Regions from separate parts of the Mus musculus genome. Here region 1 is linked to region 2. Evidence: chromatin loops called from intact Hi-C (ENCODE). Cell type or tissue: heart. All regions are shown on one strand. Each heading gives the region's core, and the rest is flanking DNA. Links, peaks and the distances in the headings are about the cores only.

The links. A loop is a pair of places that touch in the nucleus more often than their neighbours do. Peaks named below come from ENCODE experiments on the same cell type or tissue, not always from the same donor. Only the 100,000 strongest peaks of a DNase experiment are listed, where the experiment ranks them.
Region 1: it touches region 2 in a loop (2.5-fold over the local background); 2 of 42 quality-filtered maps call a loop at or near these places.

The regions. Positions count from the first base shown.
Region 1 is chr13:83,568,871-83,577,212 of GRCm38, reverse strand. It overlaps Mef2c (myocyte enhancer factor 2C), which reads right to left. Exons shown (of 11, transcript NM_001347575.1): 2 at 1,483-1,675. The coding sequence starts at 1,536. Among named protein-coding and RNA genes, the nearest start is that of Mef2c, 48 kb to the right of the region's middle. RefSeq lists an enhancer at 4,728-5,346. In heart, for the core only: no CTCF peak of the experiment used is centred there; DNase peaks (open chromatin) are centred at 3,702 and 4,972; H3K4me3 peaks cover 681 bases; H3K27ac peaks cover 3,082 bases.
Region 2 is chr13:83,651,964-83,660,305 of GRCm38, reverse strand. It overlaps Mef2c (myocyte enhancer factor 2C), which reads right to left. Exons shown (of 11, transcript NM_001347575.1): 7 at 7,320-7,492; 8 at 5,685-5,708; 9 at 4,670-4,799; 10 at 3,954-4,089. Gm52044 (a long non-coding RNA gene) reads left to right here. Exons shown (of 3, transcript XR_003950630.1): 2 at 126-180; 3 at 1,789-8,342. Among named protein-coding and RNA genes, the nearest start is that of Gm52044, 6.2 kb to the left of the region's middle. In heart, for the core only: CTCF peaks have their summits at 3,334 (motif pointing right) and 5,217 (motif pointing right); a DNase peak (open chromatin) is centred at 5,235.

The DNA of each region.
Region 1 (8,342 bases), core at 106-8,105, 83 kb after region 2:
GCAAAGTCCACACAATTCAACCCCCATAGTTTTTCTTCTGTTTTTATAAGTAAAAAAAAAGATATAATGAATCTCACGAAGCTAAAAAATAGATTAATATTAAATTAGAAATGATAATTCATCTATTTTTATACCCCAACCCAAAAAGATTGTTTCCAACAGCAATGCCCCCATAGGCAATGTAAGTGATGTTCAATATTTCAGTCTTAATTTAAGATCCCAGCTATACATGAATGAAAATAGTGGAATCCCTCATGAATCTTATATTTTTCATCCTTTAACTCAAAATTAAGCTCAAAGCAATTCAAGTCCTGTGAAATACACTCATTTCTGAAAACGTATAATCTTAAAAAACAAAACCAGGCAAATCTTAGTTCTTAAAAGCTCACTGGCTTTTTGTAAAGAGCCATCAGTAAACATAATGAAACAAACAACAATTCCTATTCATTCTAATTTATGAGTGTGAAAGCATTTGTGTTTTAAATGGAATCTATTCTCATGTCACACAAGGGTAAGCAGGGACTAAATAGAAGGTGAGTGTCTTTATTTTGGAGACTTAGAGTGTGGGGAACTATTTCCAAAGCTATATTTAATATTCTGGACCATAAATAGGTTAGAGTGGGAGTCTGTCCTCTCTTAGGGCCAAGGAACAGGTTCCATTGTCTGCATGCCACTGTGTGTACCCAGGTAGACTGATTCCTTTTAAGGATCGACACCTGATATTCAACAGAAAGATGTGTCTAAACCTGCTAGTCACCCTCACATAGCCAGACTACTCTTTCCAGAATAAAGACAGTGACTCAGACTGTAGGAACTCATAATGCATAATGGAGGTTCATAGCACAGGATGGAACATTTGATATTTGAAGTCTTCAAAACTGGTTCTGTCTTACAGACATTATCACTGGAGGTGTAGAAAAGAAAAGATAGTACCAGGTTTATAAAATTCAGGAATAAGAGAAAACACATGTTAACAGGAAGTTCTTCTCTCTATGTTTTACACAACTGCTAGCTCATGTAAAAGTTCTGCTGTTGTCAGGAGAGTCTGGAAATGTTTGGCTTTACTTCAAACTCTCCTTTGTGATGAGAAGAAAGCTGGCCCCTTCTCAGAGAGAGGATATTTAAGCTATATTATAAACTTTTAAGTGGATGACCACAAAAGGCCCAGTTCCCATGCATGTAAGCCTATCTTTGTTTGATGATGCGTGCAGTGTAGCAATTCTACGCTTATTAACTCCTAATTATTAAGCTATTCATGTCATACAAATACAGCTTCCACTTAAAGGTCTCGAGGCAGTGGAAAGTGAGGAATCAGGAATCTTTAAAACATATTTCTAACAGTTAAAGTTCTCTTCCCTGCTGTGTCCCAAAGAGATGAAAATCAACAGTTAAACTGGATACATTGAGCTCACAGAGTCCAGCATGATTTTAGTGCCTTGAACGTATGTGTGGAACAGATATGAAGGGATGTGCCACACTCACCTGTCTGTTACGCTCATCCATTATCCTCGTAATCTGAATCTTTTTTCTCCCCATAGTCCCCGTGTTTCTTCTCTCTCTCGTCCCTGAAATTATGTATTTTTTCCTTCCTTTTCTTTCTCTTTCCTGTTTCCTTCAAACACGTTTCCTTCTTCAGCACGCGCACAGCTCAGTTCCCAAATCCCTGCATTCGTTCCTGCTGAACAAAAACGAAACATTAAACAATTCTTCCGCAGCAAGCCAGTTTCCTAGGTTCATCAGGGAAATAAACTTCACAAAACAATAAAATGAGTAAAAATAACTCTTTCTCAGAGCACATGGCACATCGCACACTGGAGCTTACTGCACAGGGCACTTTGCTTTTATAATTAAAATAACTTATAAGTAATTTAAGAAGTCATTTAAATGATGAAAACTGTGTTTTAAAACCCAACACTTGAAATGAACTGTATTTTTGTAAAGAGCTTCTTAATATGTTTTAATGAAATTAGGTGACAATTTTCACCCTTCTGTTATGAAAAATTACCCAAATCAGAGAGTTAATGAACCTTTATATACCTGTGTATGCTAAGTAGGGCATCTAATTCATTTCTGAATGGAAAACAATCTCGTGTTTTGACAGCAGAGGTGATAACGCCCCTAGTTATGCAAATAAGATGGACGATTATGGAAGTGCTCTTTGATATATGTAAATGTCAACTAATTTAAAACTAAATCCTTTAATCTTATTTTACGAAGATCACTGCCAGGGAGCACAGGAAAAGTAATATGGGGTGTTTCCTCTTATGTTTAAGCATCGCTTAGCAGTGAGAGCACTTCCTCCTGAAGCTCTTAAACTCTTCATTAGAACAATCCTCGCGAATGACGGTCACTGGTAAGAAATACGTGGTGCAAAAAAGCTAAGGTTATTATCTCATTTGTAACTATATGCTTTTTAATAATAGACCACAGCCCTCTAAATTTAAATGTTTAAAAGAGACATATCATATCTCCTTAGGGAGTCAGACACAAAATTACAGAACCTTGATATTATATACCAGAGAGCTCTAGGTCATGAATTAAAATTAAAATAATGATTATCAATTACATGGCAAACCCATAGAGCACAGAATATTAAAAGTCTATATTTTACTCTGTTTAAAATTATATCTAAAAATATTTGCACATAATGAAAGTGAATTGCTATGAATTGGAACTTAACTAGGTAGGAAGCCTTCCACAGGCTTGTTTCATTTGCAAGCAGCGGCTTCAATTATTTTGTCTCTCTTATGTCAGAGGATATAACTACTTCACACACTGCTCAGAATTTCCCTCTTGACTCGGGTTAGTCTCTGACAGTGGACCTGAAAAATTCCCACATGTATTATGTAACGCTAAGCCACTGTCCTGACTACTTAATAGATTATTTGGCTCTAGTTCAAGGTTCTTGGAACAGAAAAAGCTGTTAGATACTTGGTCTGACCTTCAGCTGACTTTCAATTTCTTTATTCTTTGTTACCTTGAGTAAATTTTTAAAAATATAAGTTTAGGTAATTGTCTAATTGCAGAGGTTATTATGATATAATTAGTTCTGGTGGATTAAGCACTGCTTAATCACTAAGACTATCCACTCTCCTTTACCCAATGTCCTTCTCCTAAACTGCAGCTCAGTTTGGCCTCACGGCATCCACGTGTGAGTTTCACCATGATTACGACGTGCTTGTCAAAGATTACGACTCCAGCCACAGTTTTCAATGTTAGCAGCAGTCTCAAAGTTTTTAAGTTATATGAACAACACACACTAAGACACTCACAAGGCAAAGACACTACTATAAAGACACCAAGATCATATAGATAAAGAATTTGCAAAGCACACACATGATGTATCCAACATTGTTAAATAGTCTACCCATTTAGTCTTAGAAATGGTCTTAAACAGCATACAAGTGGGAATCTTTTCTGCATTTACTATAGTCTTACCCAAGAAGCAAGCAGCAGCCCAGACTTGTATTTCCCATGCATTTGTAATACCCCAATGAGACAAGAAGGCTTTCTCCACCACAAAAAACAAACAAACAAACAAACAAAAACAATCCATGAATCTCAAGTCAAAGTATATGGGAGCATCTTCCCTTCCTTTCTCTTAGCTGAGACCTGTGGCACTATCGGCTTACCGGACTATGCCTGCCTAAGCGCTTACTCACTTTGGGTGGAAGGTCAGGGTGAACAGATTAGAGCATAGTGGCTCAGCAGGGAGGAGGTCACTGTCTACAGACCTTGATTCAAAATACTTGTAACAAAGCAAGTAGGGAGACACCCCTGAAGAAGAGTATCGTTAGAGAACAAGAGCTCCTGGCCTCTGAAAGCAAAGGAGCCCCTTCAATCACCATCTGGCATTTTTGAACTTTGAAACCAGACACTGTGCTTAGAAGAAGCCAAGGAAAGTGTTTGTTTTTTTAATTCTTAAAACACAATGAGGAAAAAAAATTTAGAACTACATATGCAAATATATTAGCATGCATGTATGTGCAAATATGAACACACACATGAAATGATCCCTGGAAATATCATTGAAAATAGTCTCCGCTTTGAAATATGGCCAGGTAGTGGAGAGAGATGGAAATTTAAACCTAATTCGACTTTTATTTTGTTTTCCGCACAAGGACAATGCTCAATTCAGTAACTGAAGTGTTGCCTCCTGAAATTCATAAAATGTAGACTTGTATAAAGTCCACACAAATAGAATAGCAACAGATCAATGGTGTCCTCACATTTCAAGGCCATCAGGAAAAATGCAAAGAATTAGGAAGGTCACCACCGGTGCATAACTTTTGCTTAATTTCTGCTTTTTAGTATAAATATTTATTAACCTAATTTTTATACATAAACTATACTCTATGGTTTGTTTCAAGTATTATTTTCAGGAGGGCTAGAGAAAGAGATTATTATTACTGTAGTAACCTATTCGGTGGTTTTGCAGGCATGTGAAAGAAAAGATTATTAGTAATTAAACTACATATAGTAGTGCTCAGTCAGACTGAGAACTTTCATTATGTACAATCAACCACAGGCTTCGTCTGGATACTACAGTTCTCACATGAAGGAACCATTCTTGGAAAATGACAGCTACATGTAAACAATCAAAACTTTGAACACGAAGGGAAGAAAAAGAACACTGTACGGAGTTAGAGTCGTCTGCACTTTTTCTTCCTTTGCCAACTTAAATAAAAAACTAAAGTCAGTCTGCTGACTAAAAGGGGAACTTCAGTATGGCAGGCTTCTGTTCACTTTGAGTTTGGCATAAGCCGACAGACAGACGAAGGCAAAGTGTTCTGAGACCTGCTCAGAGAAGAATGTCTTGGGGACAGCTAAAGACCATTCTCCTGAGGGATCCCTCATTTACAAACAAGCGAGTTTGATTGACACACACCTCCCCTCCCTTCCTCCTCCCACTCTTTCTGGCCCTCCTTCCCTTCAGCAAATCCCTCCTAGTAACAGAAGAATCTTGACAGAATGGCAGGAAACACGCACAGACTGGCCAGGGAAGGATATGATGTCAGCAACCGCGAACAATAAAAGGTGTAAAGGTGCTTCCTTCCCTAAACTGCTCCACAAGTGTAAAATGGGAACCAAAACTCTCCACTTCCTTCTCTGAGTAGAGCAGGCTGAGTGTGCTCGGCAGCACACCCCACACACAGGCCCTGGAGTGCTGGTTCAGATAAAGGGCAGCGAGGAAAAGGCAGATGGGAGGCACACATTTTCTCATTTCTGTCTTCCAAACACCTGAGAAAAGGCCATTCTGGTTCTGGGTTAATGGTTTGTTATGATCACCTTAAGGTGTAAATATGAGAAATTAAACAGACCCGAAATGGACTTGGGTGAAACAGCAGAAACCGCTCCCTCATCATCTACCATGCCTTACCAAAAATTACATTATCCAGAAAATGGCACCATATATACTGAATTTACTTTCTGAAGCAAATGAAGATTTCTGTACAAAGAAAACAAGTGAATTATAACTTCTGGGAGAGAACTTAATCATGACAGCAGTAAACAAATATTTGTTAGTCATATACATCGATTACATATTTCATCTCACATTGCAAAGAAAAGATCGAGTAGTGAGGAAATAATTCTTGTTATCGGGGCCCTTGGGGCTCCTTAAAATTTCAATTATAAATCAAAGTAACTAATGAAAACTTTCAGTCGATGGTGAAACTATTTTCATCTCGTCACCGACGCTTGGCTCCTCTCACATGGTAATGGAAGTCTACCCTAAAGTTTCTGGAAGAAAACCACATAGCAACGAGGTCTGAGTCCTCCACAAATTTCAATCGTCTTCCCACAACACTTTGATTTAGAAATTAAACATAACCTCCAGTTACATGTTTTGATCGTAGATTGAGACTCCCATGCCACATTAAAAGATGTGGGAAGAAATTAATTCTCTGCTGCTAAAATTACCTTTGTAAGGCATGTATTTTGTTTCAATGAGCACAGGACAGTCACTTAAATAAAAACAGCCCAAAGAGGTTTAAGCATTAGAATGTATAATGCCAATCTGCAAGGAGAGAATTATTTCTTTTATCTGGATTGGCAAATAATGTTTCCTCTGGCTCACATTTGCATCATCATGAGCATCCTCAGAAAACCTTGTTTTGTTAAACTCAAGCCTGCAAATTAGGTATACTGTATCACCCAAGAAATAGTATTATTAAATAAATGAAAGTCCCATGTACAGCCAAAGGCCAAAGTGATATGTGCCCTGTCTCTGAATGCCTGTGTTTGTCACCGAGTCAAGTGATTCAGCTATTCACTACCTTTCAAGGGAAAGCTTTGCTCATTACTTGCATTTAGATGCATTAAACTTTCTACTTTATGGTTTGTTTGAAAGACATATGAGGCGTGCAATTATGCTTTGGTTAAAAAGAACTAGCAGAACATACCTATTTTCCCTTAAGAGCTTCAAATGAAATAACCCAATTATTATTCTTAGCAGTGCTTGCCTGTGTGATGAGAAATAGTTTCCTGGTCTTGAAAAATCACATTTTCATTTTTCTCTAAGTTTATCATATATTTTTACAGAATAGAGTGCATTCGGCTTCTAAGTCACATAGCTGAGGCTCATCCTGAGAACATAAAAGGGCTAGTCCCTTTCTCTAGATAAATACCGCTGTGAAGAGCATTTCCCAATTGATTGAGTTTAGTACCAATATGATAGATCCTGAATAACCTTCAAGTCTCAGTACCCTAGTGTTATACAGGCAAAAAGCAAATAGAATTGCTTAAAAAATTCTTACTCCATTGTCCTTCTTCCTACCACAGGGCATTTGCATATGCAATTCCTTCTGTCTGGAATGTTTTCTCCCTTCTGTGTGCTCAACTTCTTCCTTCTGTCTCAGAAGCACTTCCCCTAGACAATTCTCAAAGCTCTAAGTCCCTCTCCTTTATAGCACTCACCATGGGGTGGGGGGAATCAAATGCCTCTAGTGCCAGGATCTATCCTGGCATCAATCAGGTAAACAGTGGGACTAATAATTACCAGTTGGTTAACTGAACACTTTTTGTCAAGGCTTGAATATCTCATCTTAGGTATTTATTAGCTATTTTTAATAATTAGTACTAAGGACTTTTTTTTCTCACATTTTGCTTATACAGAAACAACTTGGTAACCTAGGTTAATCCTTTACCATGGTATACAGTATCTTGTTGGTAGAATAAAAATAATCCACACAGAAGTGAAAGCTGAATGAGTCTGTGCATTAAGAAATGGGTACTTCAGGTAACTGTAGCCTGATGATCAAACCTCTCACTTAGACTTTTGGTTTCCTACCTGAAACTGGAAACATGTTTGCATTTGAAAGACAGATGGTTATAGCCTCATTACATATGATACTACAGGAATGGTACCGTGTATGGTGGTGCCAGGAATGTGGATTGCCTACACTTGTATGTTGGCTTTCATGTATACGTTATGGAGTAAAGTTAGTAACGATGTCATCCCTATATAGACAACATGGAGACCTCACTTACATTGTTAACAATAAGCATTAGATGAAGGAACATGTCATACAAATTAAGGACTTTCTCATAAGTACCAGCTAGAGAAGAGCTTCAGGCTGCAAGAGAAGAAATGACTAGGGAAATACATCAATTTCCCAGTGACCACAGCTGCTGGAAACTCTATGTGAGTGTTTCTAGTCCTACTTTAGTATCTTTCCCCAAGGACAAAAGGAGATGAAATGTATGTCAGAAATATAATAAGGCTAAAATGGAGCTCATTTTGAAAACCCTTGCAATTAATTTAATAAGTGGGCTTAACCTGCCACTGTCTTTTAAATAAATCACTGTATTTACACAACTCGAGAATTTAGGAGCAACATACCTCCAGACAACTGCACAGCATTACAAACAATTTGACAAACATAAGGAATCACAGATTCCCTGTCACAGTTACCCATGCCATAGTCTGCCTTGGACATTTTCCCCCCACTGTAGTTAAAACGGCATCCTGCATTCTCCAAGCCAAAATAAACTCCAAATGGTCTAAATGTGTCAAAAGCCTCATACTCCTCAACGGCACGACAGATTTCAGGATTTCTATATCAGGCTATATAGATGATGCAGGCTTCTATCACGTCTTTGTTCTTATAAACGCACCCAGCCCTTGCCGCTACACGTTTGCTGGGACCAGTTAGGGCAGTGTAAGGTTTCCCATGAAGGTAAAGCTGGTTTGTATTTAGCACAAAGCGAGAGCTACTATGGATCATCACACATGAGGTTCTGTGTTCCAGCTGTAACCACTGATAAGCACATGCAGTTGGAGTGTTTGCTGCTGTTACTGAACAAAGCAAGTGGAGCACTATGCTTTCCCAGCAGCAAGC
Region 2 (8,342 bases), core at 317-8,316:
TAAAAGTTTAGTGAGTTGGGTTACATAGGTAACTTGTCTATATAAATGAATTTAAAAGTAGTACAGACAATATGATGTGCCTTTAATGTCATGAGAAACATGAATTATCCTTCTATTTGTTTCAGTTCCCAATATCACTGGTCATGCAGGAGTTTCGCTGCATCTTGCTCCCCACAAAAGGTAGAGTATTAATTTGTTGATAACTCTTTTCCATGTCTGAAACCACTTAACTGGTGGTGGGATTTCACTTGACAGCACACATGTACACAAGCTTAGTCTGAGCTGGGTAGCTGTTGGAATTAAGTCTGCAGCACAGAACTCTATATGGTGTCTCCAGCTCGACTTCATTTCACTTTACTACAGCCCGCAGCATAGACTGGCTAATCTCTGCTATCAGAGGTACTTTCTTGCCAACAGAAGGCAGCTTTAATACTCCTTAACTGAACATATGCTAGCTTGTTCTTGGGAACAAAATATAGCCGTAGATAATTGTGAGACTACAGGTGTGAGTGACTGAGAAAGAGGTAGGAGGAGGGGCGGGGTCGGGCACTCGGGTAATTTGTCAGGCCCTCTGAGCTACTTCTAATCCACTATACAGGATTTTAAGCTGAGAAAACTTACCCTTCCTTCAAATTTCTCAGAGATAAAGTGTGAATAGTTTTATTTAAGTTCCTCTCACTCTGCACCCCAATCAAATCAGGTTTTCTTACTAGACTTATCTTTTCCCTATCTGTGAGGCAGAGGCTCATTACATATACCAGTCTGGCCTCAAACGTTTAATCCTCCTGTCTCAGCTTCCTAAGTGCTGAGATGATAGGTATGCATATAGCACTCAATTCAATCCTTTTTTTTTTTTAAAAAAAGATCGATTTGTTTTTATTTATGTGTATATGCGTATATGTCTGTGTGAGCATATGTGTGCAGGTGCCTGAGGAGGTCAGGAGAAGGTGTTAGATTCTCCAGAGCTACAGTTACAGGCATTTGTGAAGCACCTGACATGGCTGCTGAGGTTTCTGCCTAACTAGTAAACACTTTTAGTTGCTGAGACACCACCTGCTCAGGCAACGCAGTCCTGGCTGGCCTGGTACTTACTATATAAGGCACTAGCTTGGGACCCCACCAGTCCTTGAGACTAACCTTTTAAGAATAACATTTATTCCATGCCTCCTCCACCCCCAACTCCATTCTCAGTATGGATTGAGTCCTGTCATCAACAACAAGAAAATGTCCCTTTTCTGGAAAATATTGTCCAGAAAGCAGGTTGTCCTTTTCTAGACAGCAATAAAAACAAAACAAAACAAAACAAAACAAAACAAAACAAAACAAAACAAAACAAAACAAAACAAAACCACCTAAAAGTCAAGGGTTGTTCCTCTAAAATGTCGAGTTCCCCTCCAGGCATGTCTCTTTCTACACAAAATTAACATTGCTTCTCATCTAAACTCACCGGATAAAATGCATGCTACATAGTTTAGAAAGCCTAGCTTTGAAGGCAGTGCTTTTAAAGGACAAAGTGCGCTTGTCTTTCGCAGACAAAGAAGAGTTCTATTCTACTCTTGCAATCTGGAGAGAGAATTACAGTAGCCATTTTAGGCTTCTGGGAGGACCGACTTTAGTGGAGCTAAACATCTCTCCCCTTCTTTGCTTAAACTACAGTTCCTATCCAGAGGACGGGCACTCAGCGCAGGTCCGTGAGGTGGTTTGACTTGAGAAACATATTCAGTCCCTTTCACGGTAACTGATCCATTCTCTCATAAACTAAAGCAGTTTATGTACTTTATTTTACAGAAACATTAGAACGTGGGGGCTTTCTACAAAACAGTTTGTAAGGGGATGAGACAGCTTGTCTGAATACACCTTTCAAGAAGCCACCGTGAGAGAGAACTAGGGAGAACATGTATGGTGACAGAAGAGGTGGGTGGTGTTAACAGTGCTTTCCTTCTGAGATGTAGGGATGTGATGAAGATCAAGTGCACACCGTACACTAAACTCAAACTATGCACACGATGGTTGGCTCTGAAAGAAATGGTAGGAATGGAGTCCTCAGCTACTTCAATTCTAGTTTCTTCTAGTCGGGGTCTCCACTCACTCCCTTTTCATTTAAGCCTTGTAGAAATTATGTTTCCTGCTTGTGATAGGTTTTTAAATTGTGGGTATAGTCAAAATAACAGATATGTGTATAACCTCATAACTAAAAATGATCTGGTGTTACAAGCAAAAGAAAAGTGGCATTCTAATGAAATGGCGTGGGACTTAAATGTTTATTGTGAATTTGTTTATTCTGTGTATGTGAGTGCAAGTACATGAACACCTATAGTAACCGATCCTCTCCTTCCACCATGTGGATCCCAGCAATCCAAGTCAGGTAGGTTGTCATAGTTATTAAGTGAGGTTTGGTGACAAGCAGCGTTAGCCCTTGAGCCACCTGGATGGTGTGATTATAGGGCTTTTTGATATGGATAATGTCTTTCAGGGGGATGGAATTTAGTGCTATGACAGATGAATTTTGTGAAAAATGAGAAATGAACAATTCCTTTTCTTACTGACAAGAAGTAGGTCAGTATAATATTGTGACTACGTATGTAAACTCCTGTGGATAGTATTACGAACTTGGTGGCAATTTCCAGAAAATAAAAAGTTATTGCAGCCAGAATCTACTTACATAATTAGCACTGGAGGGAAAGTTTAAATGTCTTAAAAAGAGAAACTCATTGTATAAAATGTAAAATGTAAAATATGTTAAAAGCCTTGATACATCTTCAATGTCAACACTCTTTCAAGAAAGCACAACCATGATGCCATGTGGATTTGCTTCATTGCACACACAGAAGGCTAGGTTTTCCATGGCAGTGAGTAGTCAATGGGGTGGCCGTGGCAAGTGCTGACTGCTGAATGGTATCTCAGAACTCTGGTCTATGTTCTGTCCATACCAAATGATGTTCAGTGGGAGAGGGGAGACAAAGGGGCAAGAACAGCGAGTTGTAGTAATGATTAGTGATGCTTGTTTGCATCACTACCTCCCTAGGCATACAGATACAAGACTAGTTAGTTAATTGGTAACTAAAGTGGCTTAGTAGAAAACTGAAAGTGGGGAGAGCACGTAGGATGTTGGTAAAATATGATAATTTATCTTGAAGTAGTTATATTCCATTTTCTTTTGAGGATTAGCTGAGTTCTGGAATTATTAGTTCAAATTAAAGTGAGGTGTCTGGTATCACTCTTATATGAAGGGGTGCAAATTGTAGATTCAGGGCATTTCTGAAAACCGCTCTATAGATAAACGACAGAAGTCATCTATGACAAAGATATACCTCAAAGCAACCACAAGGGGGCAGAAAGATACATACTTTGACCAGAAAACAACAAAAGTTATTTTTATGCCCAATATTCAGTAATTAGTACTGCATGTGCTAATTAGTATTTGTGCATATATTTTAACACAATGGCTATAACTAGACAACCTATGCTATTATATATGTTACACACATTTAACGCCCGAATAGAAATTCAACACTTGATTCTATGTACAGTAGACTCATATTAGAGGAAATCATGTAGTTTGTACTAAATGAGAACCTCAGCTCAAAAATGTAAAAAAAAAAAAAAAAAAAAAAAAAAAAAAAAAAAAACTATAAATACTTTCAATTTCCCATAAAAACTTCAGAAACCTCACCCAAACCTCCACTACTGACAGAAGGAGGAGGAAACAGACCCTAGAGTATTAAGGAAAGGCTATATATAAAGAATGTGCCTAACTGTTAGCACTCGCCCTTCACCAACAAACACGGGAAGGAATATTTAAGCTACTTGAAATATGTGATCAGAAAGTGGCTTTCCCAGCAATCAAATGTTATGCCCTTTAATGGACATGAAAGCGCATTGTTGAAGACAGACTTCTATCATGTAAAAGATACAGTCTCTGATTATGAAATAAAGACATAACTATTGCTTACCCCAACTGACTGAGGGCAGATGGCGGCATGTTATGTAGGTGCTGCTGCTGCCAGCCAGTTACAGAGCCGAGGTGGAGCGCACTGGCAGTGTTGAAGCCAGACAGAGATGACAGATCTGCGCTACTCAGAGAGTACTCTAGATGGGAGCGAAGGAGCGGCAAGGAGAGAGAGAGAGAGAGAGACAATTAGACTGTCAAATGGTAAGCAAAATCACACAGTTTCAACCTCTAAAACATACTTTGAATCAAAGTTTTTTGATTTAGGAAAAGAAGAAAATAAAACACCACGGATAATTTGAATTTAAAAAGAAAAAAAAAATATTATCCATCTGAGTAAGGATGTCACACTAGATCCACAGTAATAGATCCTGAAATGTTAGCACATTATACTAGCTTTGTTTAAAAGTGTAAAGGATCTATATATTTTATGATCTAGAAATAGGTTTTACATTAAAAATCTTCAAGAAAGTGAGTGTTCTACTACATTAAAGAGACAGTAGCTCAGTTTCTTTGAAATATTGAATTCGATTTGAGTAAATAAAACTTCCCATCACTTAAAAAGGAGCACTGTAGATCACTGAGTAAGACAGAGGTGCTTGTACCATGCATTCTGGACACAGGCCCCACACGAGCTCCCAACAGGGCAAAGAAAATAACTTTTAAAATATGCTTTTTAAAGTGTTTACTGTAATATTTGCACATAGCAAAGCTACTCACCAGTACCATATGTTGTTGAAATGGCTGATGGATATCCTCCCATTCCTTGTCCTGGTAAAGTAGGAGTTGCTACGGAAACCACCGGGGTAGCCAATGACTGAGCCGACTGGGAGTTATTTATCCTTTGATTCTTTTAAAGTAAATAAAAAGACATTATTGGTGGCAGATTTTAAAAAGTTAAAAATATTAGGTCTCACTATTAGTTTTTCACATAAAGAAATAAGTTGGTACAAAGCTCATGAAATTAATCATTTAACATGTGTCTCTATGAACTCTGCCAACCCTATCATTTACAATCCTTCAAGAGACCAGCTGTTGCCATAGTAACCCATTACATCAGTATCTCCTAGGCAACTGAACTAGTAACAAGTACCATAGCTTTATTATGGGTAAAAACAGACTACGTTGAGAACTGATGAAATATGTATACTGTACTGCTATTGTTTCAGTTTTATTCAAATGCAAATTAAAAAATTAAAATCAACCATAGTGGGTTTTGTGATCAGTTCTATGTACAGCAGAGCTGATAGATATGATTCAGGCTATGTTATGGCCAGCAGGTGGCGCTATGACCACTTTCTTCTGCTTCGACTTCCTTGCAAAAGGATGGCAAAGTAGCTAATGCCAGTATTTAACTCCTAATAGCCAGGAGGTAAAGGATGCTTACGCTCAAAATCCTGGTATTTTAAATTTTGAAAGAATAAGTGTCTTACTATTTAATAGCTAAAGATGCATTTTTGTGTTTCTATTTTAGAGTAAGTTCAGTCTTAATATTTAAAACATGGTCTTTAGGTAAAAGGTGGGGACAGAGGAAAAAGGCCTACAAAAACCAGCTATGCTTTCCACAGGCTGTCAATGATCCTAGAAATTAATGGTGTTTAAGCATAATCAGTACCCTCATTTATTGAGGTAAGTTTTAAAATCTTTCTGTTTGATCACAGCTAGCACCTTTCACTGAGGTAGTTCTGTTATCTTCCCGAGCATGCCCTTCAAGGGACGAGTCCTTCCCACTTACCAACAGCAGATCCACATCCTCAGACTGAGAGCATGGGGAAGGAGGGAAGGAGTTTATTAATTAGTGTCTGTAAATATTTATAACTGTGAAAATCTTTCTAGCAAAAGGAGATGCATCTTCTGATAGACGCAACAGTTTAAACAGCTTGGCACACGGGATGCCAAAGACAACTCCTTAACAAAGACATTCTTTGTTTCTCTTAGTGAGGTGTTCCTTGTCTCAAACCTGAAGACTGTCTATCTTGTTTGCAGCACAGGTCATTGTCTCTCTGTTTACTGTTGTGCCCCATACTTTGATAAAAAGATAATAGGAATCTACTTTAAACCCTACTTGCTAGAGGAAAAGGGAGTCATACATGACGAGAGTGAGAGCGAGAGAGAGAGAGAGCGAGAGAGAGAGAGAGAGAGAGAGAGAGAGAGAGAGAGAGAGAGAGAGAGAGAGAGAAAGAGAGAGAAGAGAGAGAGAAAGGGGGGGCTGATCCATGGGAATGTGTCAGTTTTAAGGGATATGGGATAAATGTGATGAGAGACACTGTGTGCCCTGCCTGACCCACACTCACAGCATCACTGTGGGAGGTTTTATTTCTTAGACTCAGGCTTTTCTAAAGGAAATGTCACATGTTATTTGATTTTAGCTAAATGCACAAAATGAATATATAATAAACAATCAGTTCACAGGACTATTTCACTCCTAGGCATGGCACAGAACAGAGAATTCTAAAACAAAGCAAAACAGAAGGAAATGTTTGTGGGGTAATTTAAATCTATCTGCTAAGTCTTTGCTATATATGTTCTCATTGTTAAGTTTTGCTGATTTGGAGAACACTCTGTCATCTATTGATCTATCTATCTATCTATCTATCTATCTATCTATCTATCTATCTTCTATCATTGTACCTACCTACTACCTATCTTTGTTTTTGGGCTTGATACCACAATATTCTTTTCATCTTATGCACAAGTCTCAGAGCAAGAAAATGATACAGCATGAGATTTTATATATGCTTAAGTTTACATTTCATATGTCTATATTTTCACTTAAAAGCTTCTACTACTTATTTTGGTTTAAAATGTAACATTGGTTCTCAAAATTTCTTGGGTTCTGAGAGTTAGATATTTTCATAAACTACAATAGGCAAAGATTAACTGAGACAATGCAAAGGCATATGATATATTAGATATTAAAGAAGTGATATGTAAGAAAGTATTCCCAATTAATGTAAGAAACCTCATTGAGGAATCAGTGAAAGTATTTTTCACTGTCAGTCAGCATTCTGAGAACATAAGTAGCTCAATAATGTAAAAATTCTCTCATGAAATACCCCACATAAGTATGGAATTCCTATGGAATATGATTTGATCAGGGTTAGAATTATTTTTCTAAGTATAAACGGACAGTCTTACGAAGGAATGTTTTTTCTTATTCTAGAAAGACTATCCAGAAGAAGGGTTTATTGGAATTTTTTAATATAGGAAAGGAAAATGCAAAATCAGTGACTACAACCCCATCAATACGATTAAAACATCCTCAGTCAGTGTTAATCGTCTGGGATGTCCTAAGAAATTCCTATCTAGACAATTAGTAGATACAGATAAGATATCATCAACATGTATTAAGAACAGAGCTGTGCATTACCACTGATGGCATCGTGTTCTTGCTGCCAGGTGGGATAAGAACGCGGAGATCTGGCTTACGATTATTCATTCCTAGATTCATAGGGGGAGGAGATTTGGCTTGTATATTCTTGTTCAGGTTACCAGGTGAGACCAGCAGGCCTGGTGAGTTCCGGGGGTTGCCGTATCCATTCCCTGTTAACACAAGAGATGACAAAACTCAGGGAGAAATCGAGGCGTGTGCATGTTTTTAAAGAACAGCTCATATGAAGATAAAAGGATACGCCTAGCTGTGAGTCATACAAATCAACACATGAAGGCTGACTGATTTAACTTCTGTGGGAAAGGCAGCTTGCCAGTTAATTGTTTCATATACCTCCAAAAGGATATTACAAACTTTTTATTTTTATAAGAAGAAAGCAAATCTTTAACTTGATCAGAAATCTGCATATCATATGTTTTTAAAATTTATTATTATTATCATCATTTGTTATTATTATTATTATTTTCTCCCCCTCCTCCACCCTCCGGAAGAGATTCAGACAGCCAGTTCAGGATCTAAGAAAAGTGCATAACTGATCCTGCACTTAATTGACGAGTTTGGCAGAGGCTGGCTGGAGTGACTCACTCTTCCAGTTCTTTGGTTTGGGTTTGATTCTGTGTGTCTGTGTGTCCTCAGATGAAGAAGGGGCAAGGCACCAAGGCTGTAATTTCTAGGGCGGGCGGGCAGGAGGAGGAAAAACTGCACGTACATTTTGCTCTTCAGTCTTCTCCACTCTAAGTGAATACTCTCTCTCCATGGCCTTTCTTACTTCAAGTTTACTCTCCTCACCAAGTTCAGCACATGGCCTGAAGCCTTGCACACTTCCTGCTCCTGAGAATCTTCAAAAGTGGCAGTCCTCAGGCACTGAAACCATGGTGCCTCCAGGCAAGTGCTGACTCATTCAGACACAGGGAGAGTTCACTAATCGCTAAGAATTAAGGCTCTTCCAGAATCTGATATTTAGCCTCCTACTAACAAAGTAGGTATTTGAAAGCCTCTGTT